Regions from separate parts of the Mus musculus genome. Here region 2 is linked to region 1. A link is a contact called in ENCODE Hi-C or POLR2A ChIA-PET data. All regions are on one chromosome and are shown on one strand. Each heading gives the region's core, a stretch centred on a gene start or an enhancer-like site at or near the end of the contact. The rest is flanking DNA. Distances are from core to core; before and after follow the strand shown.

What was found. Hi-C counts contacts between places; a loop is a spot of excess contacts on that map. ChIA-PET counts read pairs that join two places held with the same protein, here RNA polymerase II (POLR2A).
Region 2: a map of Patski shows a loop between it and region 1 (2.4-fold over the local background). The contact joins two enhancer-like sites. A Hi-C loop is called at or near these places in 1 of 37 maps with a recorded cell type or tissue (Patski). POLR2A ChIA-PET finds 5 or more read pairs at or near these places in 2 of 5 experiments (both embryonic stem cell).

Annotation. Positions count from the first base shown.
Region 1 is chr17:31,257,594-31,264,891 of GRCm38, reverse strand. It overlaps Rsph1 (radial spoke head 1 homolog (Chlamydomonas)), which reads left to right. Exons shown (of 9, transcript NM_025290.4): 6 at 3,066-3,137; 7 at 5,945-6,104; 8 at 6,666-6,794. It also overlaps a transcript of Ubash3a not described here. Among named protein-coding and RNA genes, the nearest start is that of Rsph1, 16 kb to the left of the region's middle. Within about 2 kb of position 4,241, at least 1 of the 3 ENCODE cell types and tissues checked has a DNase peak (open chromatin) inside an H3K27ac peak, as active enhancers do.
Region 2 is chr17:31,322,634-31,329,931 of GRCm38, reverse strand. Slc37a1 (solute carrier family 37 (glycerol-3-phosphate transporter), member 1) reads right to left here. Exons shown (of 20, transcript NM_001242427.1): 9 at 4,229-4,266; 10 at 1,703-1,783. Among named protein-coding and RNA genes, the nearest start is that of Slc37a1, 30 kb to the right of the region's middle. Within about 2 kb of position 3,910, at least 1 of the 3 ENCODE cell types and tissues checked has a DNase peak (open chromatin) inside an H3K27ac peak, as active enhancers do.

The sequences.
Region 1 (7,298 bases), core at 2,992-5,491:
TGAACACCACTTGCACACACATGCACACGTGTGCACACATGTGCATACTTACACATCAGCTTATGAAGAATCAGTTTGGCGTGTTCACGAGGTACCAAGACACAAAGAGACATCTGCTATCCTCTCACACGTCTGACCATGTGGAATAAAATGCAGAGGAAACCCCCCCCCCACGCCCTTCCCTGGTCTAAACAGAGCTCCTGCCCTGGCTTAGTGGTTCATTCAGTTCTACATCACAAGCCAGCCATCTGCCCTAAAAAACCGAATCCCCCCTAGCTGATTTTCCAGGTGCAGGGTGAGGGCATCCCCTCTGCTCTGACCCTTGCAGGGCAAGGAACTTTGAATGGGCCTAATCCACATTTGGTTCGTGTTTCTGCTTTTGTTGGCTCCCCTGTTAATCACTGCCCCCTCCACTCACCTCACCTGGAAACAATGGCCGATTTACAGACAGGTGGTACCCACCTCCAGAATGAAAGACAATAAGACTTTTTACTTAAGTTCGTTGTTGCTTTGTCTTCTGATAAATGCATTTACATAGGCTAGAGTCCTGGTTACTTTCCTGTTGTGGTGTGTTAAACACCATGACCAAATGCAACCTGGGAAGGAAAGGGTTTATTTCCTTTTAAAAGGCCGAAGTCCGCCTTTGAGGGAAATCAGCTCAGGCACTGAAGCAGGGCAGGAGCTTGAAACAGAGACCCTGGAGGAACACTTTACTGTCTTGTTCTCAGGCCAGGCCTTTCTTATACAGCTCTAGCCCAACTGCCTAGGGATAGTTCTGCCCACAGTGGATTCCGACCAGTCTTACATCTACTAACAGTTAAGAGCACAGCCCATGGTTCAATCTGATGAAGCAGGCACTTCTTAGGTTGAGGCTCCTTCATCACAGGTGTGTTGTCATCTGTGTGGATGAGACATCACAGCTAGATAATGGGGCAGCGGAGTGTAAAGGGCTGACACTTTGAAACACCAAAAACACCGCCCATTGTCTTGAAAGGCTGCATCAATTTGCCCCCTCACCAACAACAGAGCCTGAGTCTTCATTGCTTTCCTCCTCCCCCGAATCTCCTGCAGTCTTGTCTCCCACCCCCCAAACTGTGTTTCCATGGTTACGGGTGGGGTCAGGCATCTTTCACCCCCTTAGCACTAGTGTTTCTTTCTTTTCTTTTTTCTCTTTCTTTCTTTCTTTCTTTTTTTTTTTTTTTTTTTAGACAGGGTTTCTCTGTATAGCCCTGGGTGTCCTGGAACTCACTAGACCAGGTTGGCCTCAAACTCAGAAATCCACCTGCCTCTGCCTCTGCCTCCTAAGTGCAGGGATTAAAGGTGTGCACCACCACTGCTTGGCTAGTTAGTGTTTCTTTCTCAGATATTTTCCCTCATCCCTGTCCTTGCTGGCAAGCCATTAAAACAGGATGAGGCAGGATGGAGATGGAAGGTAGGCCAGAAGGAGATGAAGTTGTTGAACGTCTCACTAGGACATCCCTGAAGACTAATGAAGAAGTGAGGGGCAATAACAAACTGAGAAACTAGATAACTAGGTAAACCCAAATCACATTGCTGGGCAAAGTCTGGGAGGGATACAGATGATAACAGATGCTTCTGTCAACTCCCAGCTAAGGGAACGGCTAACATTGTATTTTTCAAAGTCTTCATTGTGCTTTAGCACTTTATAAAAGGGCTAGGGAGTCGGTAAAATTGGTTTGTCCTTCAGCAAAGGGAGAAAGGTATTTTCTGGAAGGAATATTTTTAAAATTGACCATGGACCTTCTAAAACGAATCAAAATAGGTGACTGTCTGCCAATGCAGAAATGAGGGAAAGAGCCCTTCAACAGAATTGAAAAGAAAAAAAAATAGATTTAATTTCATAAGAAACAGCATAATGACTAGAAAATCGAAAGCTCAGTGTGGCGGTGTAGGTCTGCAGACTCTGCTGAGACCAGCGCCAAAGAGACTTCTGAGCCAGCCTGAGCTGTGGAGGGAGACATAGTTTCAAAACACAACAAGAGTGTTGGCATAGCAACAGTCAACATCAGTATCCGAGTTGGGCACATTATAATTCCTGGTCTTAGGTGAAATCAAATGTCAGGTTGACAGTTGGTAATGTGTGTGTGTGGGGGGGGAATTTGTAAATCTGAGGCTAGGTTCACGCCAGGTTTTTAAGTCAAAGTGGTGTCAGTGTAATTGTGACGAGGTTTTTACTCAAAACAAAAAACTGAAAACCTCATGGGGCCCAGTAAAATGGATCAGTGGATAAAGGTGTCTGATGTCAAGCCTGCCGACTTGAATGTGACAAGGAGAGAACGGAGTCCTGCAAGATGTCCTCTGACTGACACATATGGGCTTCGACTCGGGCACCCTGCCCCCACTCTAAGTAAATAGTTTTTAAAAGGTGCTTTGCACTAAATCCAGTGCTGGTACAAGCATACCAAAGCATTGGTAGCCAGCCCCTCTCTAGTGAGTCTGCCCATAGACGCAGATTTCTTTCTTTCTTTCTTTCTTTCTTTCTTTCTTTCTTTCTTTCTTTCTTTCTTTTTTTTTTTTTTTTTTTGGTTTTTTCAAGACAGGGTTTCTCTGTATAGCCCTGGCTGTCCTGGAACTCACTCTGTAGCCTCTGCCTCCCGAGTGCTGGGATTAAAGGCGTTCACCATCATGCCCGACTGGCAGATTTCTTATGGGTTCTAAAGTGGATGCATTCCTCTTTCCTTTGATAAAGCAGTAAGACCTCCCCATTAGCTGTCAGTCGACAAAACCATTCTGCAACCCTCTCAGACTGTGCACAGTGAGGTCATTCGGGGTGGGCTTTCTGGGCACGGTGCTTGGGAAGTGTTTTGTTGCTTTCTGTTCAGAAGAATTTCTGGAGCCGGGCATGGTGGCGCACGCCTTTAATCCCAGCACTCGGGAGGCAGAGGCAGGCGGATTTCTGAGTTCGAGGCCAGCCTGGTCTACAAAGTGAGTTCCAGGACAGCCAAGGCTACACAGAGAAACCCTGTCTCAAAAAAACAAAAAAACAAACAACAACAAAAGAATTTCTGAAGAATAAAGTGCGTTGAATCCCTCTCTCCCCCTAGCCTGTGGGCCCTGGAAAGTACGTATTTGATATTGGATGCGAACAGCACGGTGAATATCGCCTCACAGATACGGTAAGTGGACTTGTTGCATCTGCTTTCAAGGGTTAAATAAATATCTGCTCACTCATATTGATCCCAGCAGACAGCCCAACTGCCAAAGTGGTCAATGTCATTTCACAATGGCTTCGGGGGTCAGAGCTTGATTTTGTGGCTGGGAACAGTCTAACCCTGAGTTCCGGCAGGTGTCAGTCCCAGAATGGCATCTGAACACTGTTAACCATCTGTACCGACGTCAGGTGGCTGATCACAAAAGTCCCAAGGGTGGCCTGCTCTTAAAGCCTAGTTAGTTAATAAGTTCCTTTGCTACACTGAGCATGGGCGTTAATAGCCGATTGCTCTTCTCTGTTTGGCAACAGTGTAGCCATTCTCAGGGTACAGGATTGTGTGAAGGGGTTGTCCATGTGTGAGCTCTTGATGTGTCAATGCCTGGCGACTGCCTGGGTGTAATGAGGTTTAGTAAAAATTTCCTGGTCCTAGTACTACCTCTGAGCCTTTGCCTTATTCCTGTTGTAAGAAGTTTTGTTTTTGTTTGTTTTTTTAGTGACTACGGACAATTTTATTAGAGTTTTTTCAAACAAACAAACAAATGCCCCAGGGCAAGCAAGCTGTAAACCTCAGCTGTTTTTCCCAGAGAAGTAGAATGGAAGAAGGAAAGGAAAAACAATACAAAACAAAAACAAAAGTTTGAGCTAAGCTGGCATAGGCCCCCCCCACCCCCACCCCCGCGACCCCGCCATGACAAGGAAGAAGTGCTTTAGAGACAGTGAGGAAGCCCAAGCGATCAAGAACATGCGTAGGTTCTGGCTAGCATCTCAGTTCTCAAGCTGTAGATTGAGACTCCTTCAGGGGGCCAACGAAACTTTCACAGGGGCCATATATCAGCTACCCTGCAAGTCAGCTCTCTACAGTTACGATTCATTACAGCAGCAAAGTTAACAGTTGTGAAGTAGCAACGAAAATAATTGTATGGTCGAGGGGGATCACCGCAACATGAGGACCTGTGTTGAAGGGTTGCGGCGTTATGAAGGGTGAGAACCACTGCTCTGGAAGTTGACCTTTCTGAGTCAGGATTCAGCAGAGTGGGCGGGGCCAGCCTTACCTCAGCTGAACCTAATGGCACAGCCAAGCCCGGGCACAGCCAAGCCCTGGCACAGCCCAGCCCCAGTCAGAAGCTTTAGGAGCCAGGCTGAGCCTGGCCAGAGAAAGTATCAGAAAGTATCAAATTGTGCTTTTTTTTTTTTTTTTTTTTTTTTTTCTCCTTGGTCCCTGAACCAGCTCCCTTCCTAGTGAACTAGGAACTGGAACTGTATTGTAAGCTGACTCTCCCAGGACTATCCTGACTTTCCTGGTGCAGTAGATAGTACTGGACCACAGAGTTTAATCTCAGGCACAATAAAGAGGAGACTTAGCAATAGTAATTAATAAAATAAAATGAAACAGTGATAATGTGGCAAACATGAGTTACATGAATGTTCTCCCTCTCTCCCTCCCTCCTCTCCCCTTCCCTCCCTCCCCAAGGTTTCTGCAACCTCAGTGTTTTGTTTCTTTTCTTTTCTTTTCTTTTCTTTTCTTTTCTTTTCTTTCCACTTAAAGGGAGTCTCCCCAGCACATCCCACAAATGTTCCCAGATGTTTTGGCTTAAAGGAAAAGTATCCATCCCTCTGTCCTCCCACCCCCATCTCATGAGGTGAATGCTGGAAACTGTAGAAGTGGGGACCTAATTGGAGAAACCATCAGCAGGGGGCGATATTTCAGGGTGCTGCATCTCCCTTGGTCCTTTCCGATTTGTTCCCATCCCTGTTTCCCATGGACTGTGCAGTAAACTGTTCCACCATGACGGTCTGAGCCTCTGAAACCTTGAGTCAAATACCCCTTCCCTCTTTTAAGCTGTTCCCTTAGGTAGTTTGTCTCAGCTACGCAAAAGGAACTAAAATACCACACATAGTAGGACCTCATTTTTACATGGACCACCTAATCTTCAAATAATAGGTCATGCTCTAAGGTCCTGGGGGGCTAGGACAAGGTCACAGTTTTGGGAGTGGGGCATAGTTTGTTTCATCACTCTGAGAAGGTCAACTACAACACTCTGAGGCACACACACACAGAGTTTATTGGGAGTTGACCTGAGGAGGGTCAACTGCGGAAGAACCAGGATTGGCTAGAAACAGGAGGTGACCAGTGCTGTGACGTCTCTGAAGCTGGGACCTGCCTGAACCAGGGGCCGTGCAGCAGGTGTGGGAGATGGGGGTGGTGCAGTGCTGAGGCTTTGCTGATGGGAGGGGGGGTCACATCCATGGGAGGCACCCAGGTTCTGAGCTATCAGTTGTGGATTGCCAGCAGCTGAAAGAAGGGTCACCCACCACCTGGGGAAAGTCAGCTAGTGCCAGAGCACATGGGCCCCTTTGGGGATAGTCTCTGAGTATAGTTCCTGGCTCAGCAGCCTCAGGGGTCACTTGGGATCCTATGCAAATGACCAGTCTGCAATCCTGACCTGGAACCTACGCAAATTATTAGTTTCTATTCCCAACTGGCCAAGTGAGAAGCGTGTGTGTTTCAGAGAGCATTCTGAGTGACTCTGATGCAGGGCCGGCTTGGTTACCCCTCTCCTTGAATACTTGTCTCACCCTATGGGTGAAGGCACTGAGAACCTATGGAACGAAAATGGAAGAATTCATTTCTGAGCAGCCAAGCAGATGTTTGGAATTCTGACTACCTCCCCCAGCCCCTCCCCCCGCACCCCCTCCCCACCCCCGGTTGTCATTTAGTATCCCAGACCAAATGACGGCAATACAGATGGGTTTTTTTTTGCCTTAAAATAGGAAAGAGGAGAAGAGGAGGAGGAGGAAGAGACATTAGTGAACATCGTTCCAAAATGGAAAGCTCTCAACATCACAGAATTGGCCCTGTGGACTCCAACCCTCTCCGAGGAGCAGCCTCCCCCTGAGGGCCAAGGCCAGGAGGAACCGCAGGGACTTACTGGTACAGACACCCCATGCTTGTCAGGGTCGCCCTGGGGCAAGCACCATACACACCTGTTCCCAGGCCTGGTGTAGCTGGGGCCTCTGGGAAATGGCCAGTGGGTCAGTTGGGGTGCAGGATGTTATAAGGGGATGAGACTCTCCCAGGGAGTAGAGGAGGAGAACAAAGATCAACTAGATGGAAGACATGTCCTGCTAAGATGCAGGCCCCAGGAACCCTGGGGGATTCTCTAATAGTCAGAGTTATCGCCTGGCCGTGGGAGTGACTTGGGTTGGGCAGCCGACAGCAAATGGGATCAGGTGTCCCTGTTGGAAGAAGGTTGCATTTCTCTGTATCCGTTTTACTGTGGCTTTGCCAAGAAAGTCTGGAGACAGGTCAGGGTGATCTGATGGCCAGGCCTGGGCTGGAGCGTGGGGGGTGGGGGGTGGGGTGGGAAAGGGGGCCATGCTCGAAAGCACAGGAGACATTGCTGGGCAAACCAGGAGGACCACTCGACACACAGACCTGCACTCATGTTCTCTGGTGATCTCATTCTATCTGCCGCTGCTGTCTTCATCCCAGGCGTGGGTGACCCCTCAGAAGACATCCAGGCAGAAGGTTTTGAGGGCGAGCTGGAGCCGAGGGGGGCCGATGAAGACGTAGACACGTTCAGGCAGGAGAGCCAGGAGAACAGCTACGACATAGACCAGGGTAAGAAAGCACACCCTTTGGAGTTGGCGGGGCTAGTGTGAGGTACCTTAGAAGGAGCAGGTTTCTCCCTCCTCTACCGAACTATCCTCCGGCCAGTCTGAGGGACCTGAGTGAGCCTGGAGAGACCAGCATAGATTCTCATAAAGTCCAGCTTGTCTGCACTTGATCCTGACCTCTGCAGGGACTGGCCTGGTGTGACTGGTCCTCTACATTATCCCAAGAGGGAGAAAACTAGACGTGGCAGGGAATAGTCACATCTGCCAACATGGTTTAGGGGGACAAACTGGAAGCTTACCCCTCTGCGATCCACCGAGAGCAGGGATTAGGGCTTGTTTCAGTTGGGGCTTTATTGCTGTGAAGAGATACCATGACCGCGATAACGCTTATGAAGGGAAGCGTTTAATTGGGGCAGGCTTACAGTTCAGAGGCTCAGTCCTTGGCATCATGGCCAGAAGCATGGTGACGCACAAGGAGACATGGTACTGGAGAAGGAGCCAAGAGTTC
Region 2 (7,298 bases), core at 2,661-5,160, 65 kb before region 1:
TGTCTGGTAAGGAGCACCTGGGGTCAGACTGGAACACTCTGGGAAAGGGGACAACCAGGGGCTCCTGCCAAGCTCAGGGGACACCCTCCCACGCACATATCCTAACCCATGGCAAGGGCAAGACACCATGTGAGCCGGATCTGTCCCTGACTGACTGTCCCTACTGTTAGCTTGAATAAGCCAACTAGGTTGCTGGCTTCTTGGTGGCACTGAACAGTGTTGCAGAGGGAAAAGAAAAGGCAAGCAAAACGCTAAAACCAGAGCGAGCCTTTTCAGGTTAATCACTATGAGGAACAAAATGTCATCCTTCACGGTCACTGAAGAGGAGCGTCACAGAGGTGTTGAACGTTAATCAAGATGTGTTTTTTAAAACTATAACTTGAGTGAACTGAGATTCTTGCAGGCATGACCAACCTTTTGACATTGAAACACTACGCTGCCATCAATGAAGTCCACATTCAAAACAAAACAAAACAAAACAAAACAAAAAAACAAAAACCGTGCATTGGGCTGTAAAATTCATAGGCTGTAAAATTCATAGCCATCCTGGGGTGCGGTACATGCAGCCTCTGGGGTACAGGGTGGACAGATCTATAACCATCTTCCTTGGCATCTCTGACTGTCCAGGGCTCGGACACTGCTGAGACCCAAATGAGCCTCCAAATGGTAAGCTCACTCGCCTTTGCCTTGCTCTCTAGATGGGAAACACAGACCTCAACAAAGACAGGCTTCCCACAGTGTGGCTACAGGCACATCCGAGTGACTAGCCACAGCCCCACCTCTTCCTTAAAGTCTAAAGACCAGGACTTTATGGCATATCATGTGTCTTTCTTCCCACACTCCAGACACCACAAGTTAAGTTTCTCTGGGCAATAAAGAAATGAGAGCATGCTTAGCGCGCACAGATCCTTCAGGCAATCCGACTTAAGACGAAAGAAAACGGCTACAACTTCAATGGCTAAGACCGAGTCTACAATACTCCAGAGGGTTCAGCTCAGAAACTCAGGCCAGGCATGGGGAAGGTTTCTGGGCTCATTCTGGGGGTACAAAATCAGGAACCTAACACATGTGTGCCTCTGTTCCTTCTTCTAAAAAGTGGGAGAAAGCTGAGAGAAGACCTTTTGTGACATTTGCCACCTTTTCTTGGGCCTGTGGTATGGACTCTTGATATCACTTTGTACCCGGAGCCCACTGTGCGCTCTTCTTGCGCTGTGTACCTGCACCTGCAACACCCACCTCTCATACAGCTGTGCCGCAGTGACACCTGCTGAGGCCAGCTGGAACAGCACCTGGGGTGCAGGTGGCTGAGGTCTCTGCTCACTTCCCATCTGCATTTGCCTCCTCAGCCCCTACCAACCCTGAGTAGTGCTTCCTGCTAGTGAACAGTTATTGGATGGATTATAATTAATTGATTTATTAATTATTGTTAATTAATCATTGGATAATTTTCAGAGTTGATTTGAAGACATGTGAGTTTAGCTGACTGTCCAGAGAAAGTCAACGAGGCTGACTCAAATGGCCCTTAGGAATACAAGGAGATTCAATGGCTTAAAGATCCTGGATGTCTGAGCTGCGCCTGAGGCCCGGGGACAGCCAGTTGGTCCACGGGGGGTGGGGTAGGGGGGGTGGGGGGTGGGGGGGTTAGAGACTGGTTCTGAATCTCTAAAGACATCCCAGCAGGTGGAAGCTGTGTGTCACTCACCAGAGGTCCATTCTTTTCACTGTACGTGGTTTGCTTCTGCAGTCTAAATCTGTTTATGCCATTCTCAGAGGCTCTAGGGTGCTGGAAGAGAAGCAGCTGATTAGACTTCCATGAGAATGCTTACACTGGGGCTGGAGATGTGGCTCAGTGGTTAAGGGCACTGGCTGCTCTTCCAGAGGTCCTAGGTTCTATTCCTGGCACCCACCTAGTGGCTCACAACAAACTCCAAACTCCGGTTCCAGGGGATCTGATGTACTCTTTGTCTCCATGAACGCTCACAGACACACACACACACAGAGAGAGAGAGAGAGAGAGAGAGTATACAACCTCAGAGGAAGATGCTTACACACTAAAACCCAATACTTACTGTTTTTTGTATATGCGAGTACACCATCACTGTCTTCAGACACACCAGAAAAGGGCATCAGATCCCATTACTGATGGTTGTGAGCCACCATGTGGATGCTGGGCGTTGAACTCAGTACTTTTAACCACTAAGCTATCTCTCCAGCTCACCAATACATTTTTTTTTTAAATGAACACTTCTTTCATGACAGAAAAAAATTCTCAGGAAAAAAATTGTGATGAACAACCAGAAATATGCTGCTGTTTCATGACTTTCTGTTCAGTGGTCTGAGTCAGAGCCTTGTATCCAGCACTGACCGCAACCCCAGAATGCTCCTCACCTTTAGGGACAGCACTGTCACTGTGTGCTGTCCCCCCAGCCCCCTCTCCCCTCACTGATCTGCTTGTTCTCAGGATTTTTTCCCACTTCTGGATGCTTCCCACAGGGACTGGGCTATAGCTCAGCAGTCAAGCATTCATACAAATGGAACTGTATTTATGCTGTGGCTTTCTCTGAATCGCTTCTTTAGTTCAGCCAAATGGCTTCAACAGAGCTTAATTTCTCCTACTGCCTAATAATATTTCACCACAGAATGTATCACACTGAATGCATCTGTTTATCAACTGGCAGTTGTCTATTTTGCTCCATTTTTGGGATGCTATAACCCTATGGGTAACCTGTGTGCCCAAGTCTTTCGTGATTGTGATTCTCTTGGTGTGTTTCTGGGAGTGGGGCTGTGGGGTCAGATGTAACTGTTCATTCCACGAGGCTGCATCCCTTTCCATACGCCCTAGGGAGGCGGGAGTTCTGATCCCTCCACATTCACACTAACCCTCATGACAGCCACCCTGTGGATTTGACCAAGTCGCCTGATGCCTGCTCACACCGAGTGGTGAGACACACGTACTTCTTGCCCACAGCCCACCCGTGTGTCTTCTTAGAAGAAATATCTGCTGTGGTCCTCTGACCCTGCTTGTCCTTGGCTGTCTAAGTAATGAGTTAGTATTCTAGATGCAGGTCTCTGCCCAGACACAATTTGTAAATATTTCTCGCCCCACCCCTCCCCCATTCAGATGGTCCCATTTGAAACACTAAAGCCTTGAATTCTGATGAGGCCTAATAGACATGGTTTTTCTCTTCAGCTCAGCTACGCCAGGGCTGGGTACCCCCATGACTTCCTGTGTTGAAGCTGAACCCCACTGTGAAACATTAAGAGGGTGGAGATAGCAACAGTTCTGTTTATGATTCCGGCTCAGCATGCCATCGAGCCCTCAGGGCAGCTGAGCTCTGTGAGACCCTGGTGACTCACTCAGAGACTTGAAAAGGAGAAAATTAATAAAGATATGCTTAGACCTTTTGGCCAAGATCACGTATAGCATCGGGCAGACTCAGCCCTACCTCACATACGTGCCAGCAGGAGAGGCAGGAGCTTGTGCCTAGCCTGGTCCCCTGTATGTCTGGAGCTAGCAATGAGGAAGAAGCCACTTCTAGAATTCGCTGCTGCAGGATGTGGCCACAGAGGTTTTCTTGTCTGCAAGTGAGTATCCTGGTTCTATTGTGTTTAGAGCTACCCCACCCCACCCCCCAAACCCCAGTGACTCACGGAGGCCTCAGATCACAATGAAATCACCACCAGCTCTGTGAACTTGGACTCTGAAATCATCATGGCTTTGAGAACACTTTCAAATACCACCATGGCTACATTTCTAGAATATAGTAGCCTTCTTTGCTTATTTTTGTTTTTCGTTAATAAAGTGTCAGAATGTTCTCCACCCCCCACCCCCCCCACACACACATACATACACCCAGGACCCCTGGGCTGTTAAGCCTCAACAGGAAGAGGCTCTGGTGCCCCCTGCTGTACAATTTGGGCACTGTCCCTAGAGCAAGGGTCTCCTTGATATGCCTAACGCTTGCTTGACAGGGCAGAGGGAAAACAGGTAGAGGGGGTTTTATGGGAGCCACTGAGGGATGTCAGGCCAGGCTGTGGTGACATGTTTCAGGTAGCCTCTGTAGGGAGAGCGGAGGACTTAGAAGCAGGAAGGGCTCAGTGGGTTGCAATGGCTGAGATAGACTCTTGTCATGCGTGAGGCTGTGGCCAGCCTTTCCTTGCTGGCAGTGTGGGCTGTAAAGAGGAGCAGGCTGTACTGGGAGGTAACAGGAAACACAGGAGCTCTTACCGTGGGGAGGGTGGAGGAGCACTTGACGTCCTTAGGGTCTGAAAGAGCAAACAGGAGATGGGTAACTAAATACCGCCACCCACAGCCAATGAACTGGAGCCCTCAGCAGCGCTTAGGGTGCTGCTGGCAATGGACCCGATCTTCGCCCGGTGTTCCTGCTAAATAAGTTTTAGGGCCTCTTCCCACAGTGGTAACAGAAGAGGGAACTACAAGAGCATCCGGGTATGTTTCATTACTGTCGTTTTTTATTGGCTGTATGTCCTTGAATGCATGAAACAAGGTCCACTGGAAGAGGATAGGACTCTTATCTGGTGCTCCACTAAACTAAACAGAGCTTAAGGAAGGAAGACAGCCCAGGCCAAGGGGCCATCGAGGGAGGGGACGGCATAGCCCACCTCCCCTCCCATTCTTCCACAGAGTGGGGATGGGCGTGTGGCAGCCCGAGGGTATGAATAGGAGTTTGATAGTGGGATAAGTCAGCTTGAGCCCAGGACACGGTGGACCCTTGGACCGGTTAGACAGACACAGAAACACGAGAAAGGCACCCAAGCACTCTCAGAACAGAATCTGTAACTTTGTAAGGGACAATGAATTTCTAAGAAACGAAAGCGAGCGGAGATCAGACGCCTTCCGGGAGGAAAATGGAGCACTGGCATCGCTGCAACAAAGTGATGTCATGAAAAGGCCTTCCCTGTCCCTTCTGTCACCTGATGCTTATCTTTTCGTTGACCTTCTGGGCCTTGGGTGGTCACTCAGCTCCCCTAACAAACAGCAGCTTGTCCCTGAACCCTGGGAACTTGGGTGTATGTGGGAGAAGAGCCCTGGGGCCTGGCATGGTATCAGGGAGGCAGGCAGCCTTCCACATGGGGCAGTCTCTGCCTGCCACCCAGGAAAAGGCCCCAGGTATGACAGATGAAGAACAGGAGGGAAGAACATCTTAACCCCGGGGGAGGGGAGAGAGCAGGGCCAAGCTCAGATCGGCATGTGAGAGATGGGTGACCTGAGCATGGGAGGGACAGTACAGAGCTTTGGGGACACTGTCCTGCACAGCAAGGCCCAGCTGAGCGAGCACCAGGCCCTGGAGAGAGTCTTGCAGAGCTCAGGGAGGAAGATGAAGGGACTACTAGGGCACCATGACCAGGTCTGTGGCCTGGGTCACGTAGGGGGGACAAGCCACATACTTCAGTGAAGAGCCCAAGAGAGGCAGAAGCAGGAACAGGGGTGGGAAGTGGCTGCTGAGGCAAAGCAGCTGGTGCGAATGGGGTTCGGGGGCGTCCCCCACACTAGGAGAGCAGCGTGTGGAACAGAGGAGGAAGAGGACACGGAAGTGAACGGAACAGAGAGCTTTAAATAGATGGTCTTCCTCCATGCTTGGCAGCGGTCACCAAAGGCTTATAGATCTAATAAGAAAACCCAGGAATTGGGAAGGAGGCATAAGCACCAGGACAGAGATCAATTCTGAGACCAGGCTTGGGTTCTAGTTTTGTCTCTCTGCCTTGGCACTAGGATACCCCACCACTACCAGCAGCCATGTTCCTAAACAGAGCCAAGAAGGACCTGGGTAGGGGGGGAAGACACAGGCCAGCTCAGAGGAATGGTCCTGACCATGGCGGCTCTGGCAAAACTTCCCAGAGAAATGAGCACCACCAGGTCTGTGGCTTCTAGGTCTAAGTCAGCTGGTTGGAAGGCTGTGTGGGCCTACGGGGCGGAAACTGTCTGCTCTAGGACGGATGAGGAAGAACAGCACAAAGAGCTGGGGTTTGGGCTCATAAGAGGGAGGCACCGGTCCAGTACTGAAAAAGTAAGAACAGATTCTCTGTTCTGGATAATCCTGCTTTGAGTGGGGGTAACCCTCTGTGCAGGATGACATCATCTACCCTTCCAGCTACCGCCACACCTCTATTCTTCCCCCCTCCTCCTTACCCAGAACCGGCTCCTCCATCAGTTAAAGAACACATTCCCTGGGGACTCTAGAGGTGGGACAGGGTGGACACAGGGCCTGGAGCCCTAGTGAGGAGGCACTCACTGTAGCTCTCCAGGTGTGTGATATCAGATCAATACCTGGGGGAAGGGAAAGGGACAAGGCCGGGGAAGACAGCTGGTACAATGGCCTTTCTGAGAACTCCAGTGACATACCAGTTAGTTAACCAATTACCTGAGTACAGAAGCCACAAGGCCCTGCCTGTCCCACAGTGCCCTTCCCTGCCAGCCAGCATGCCATTTCCTGGGCCTCCGGAGGACACCGTGGGGTTAAGTGGTGGCCCACATCACTCAAAGACTGCCCTGGGTCTAGATCTGAATGTCCATTTTTATTTCACTACCCAGAGAGCTGATTGAGAGAGAGCTGCATCCCCCTCGCTAGGCAAGATGGAGGTCATTGAAAAACTAACAGGTTGGCTTGAGCAGCGGGCAAAAAAAGGCAGCGAGGAACTAAGCTCACTAAAACACGTTCTTTTCTTGGGTGCGGCAGCGCTGCACAGTGTGGAAGCTGAGGGTTTGAGGCAAGGTCAGCGTGTACAGAGTAAAGGGAGATAAAGGTGGAGGCCGGGGGCTACTCGGATATACCAGAGGCCTGTGCTTTCATCTTGCTTCAAGCAAATAAATAAATTAATTTATTTTTATTTTTAAAAATAAAAAACAAAACTTCTTTCTTTCTCTTTAAGATTTATTTATTCATGTATATAAGTACACTGTCACTGTCTTCAGACACACCAGAAGAGGGCATCAGATCCCATTACAGATGGTTGTGAGCCACCATGTGGTTGCCGGGAATTAAACTCAGGACCTCTGGAAGAGCAGGCAGTGCTCTTAACCACTGAGCCATCTCTCCAGCCCCCAGGATGAAGGGTCTTAATGGCCTGGCTCCTCACTCAGCATGGCTGTTCAAACCTTTCACTTGCAGGTCCTTTGCTTTAAAAATTATTTTCAAAATCGGAAGTCTGGGATTGACCGGAATAGAACATGGACTTCATTTTGCTTAATAAGATATGTGGTTTTAAACCACACCTTGGTTTTATGACATTGTTCCAAACAATGGCTCACTGCCAAGCACACAAGCTGGCAAAGTCCA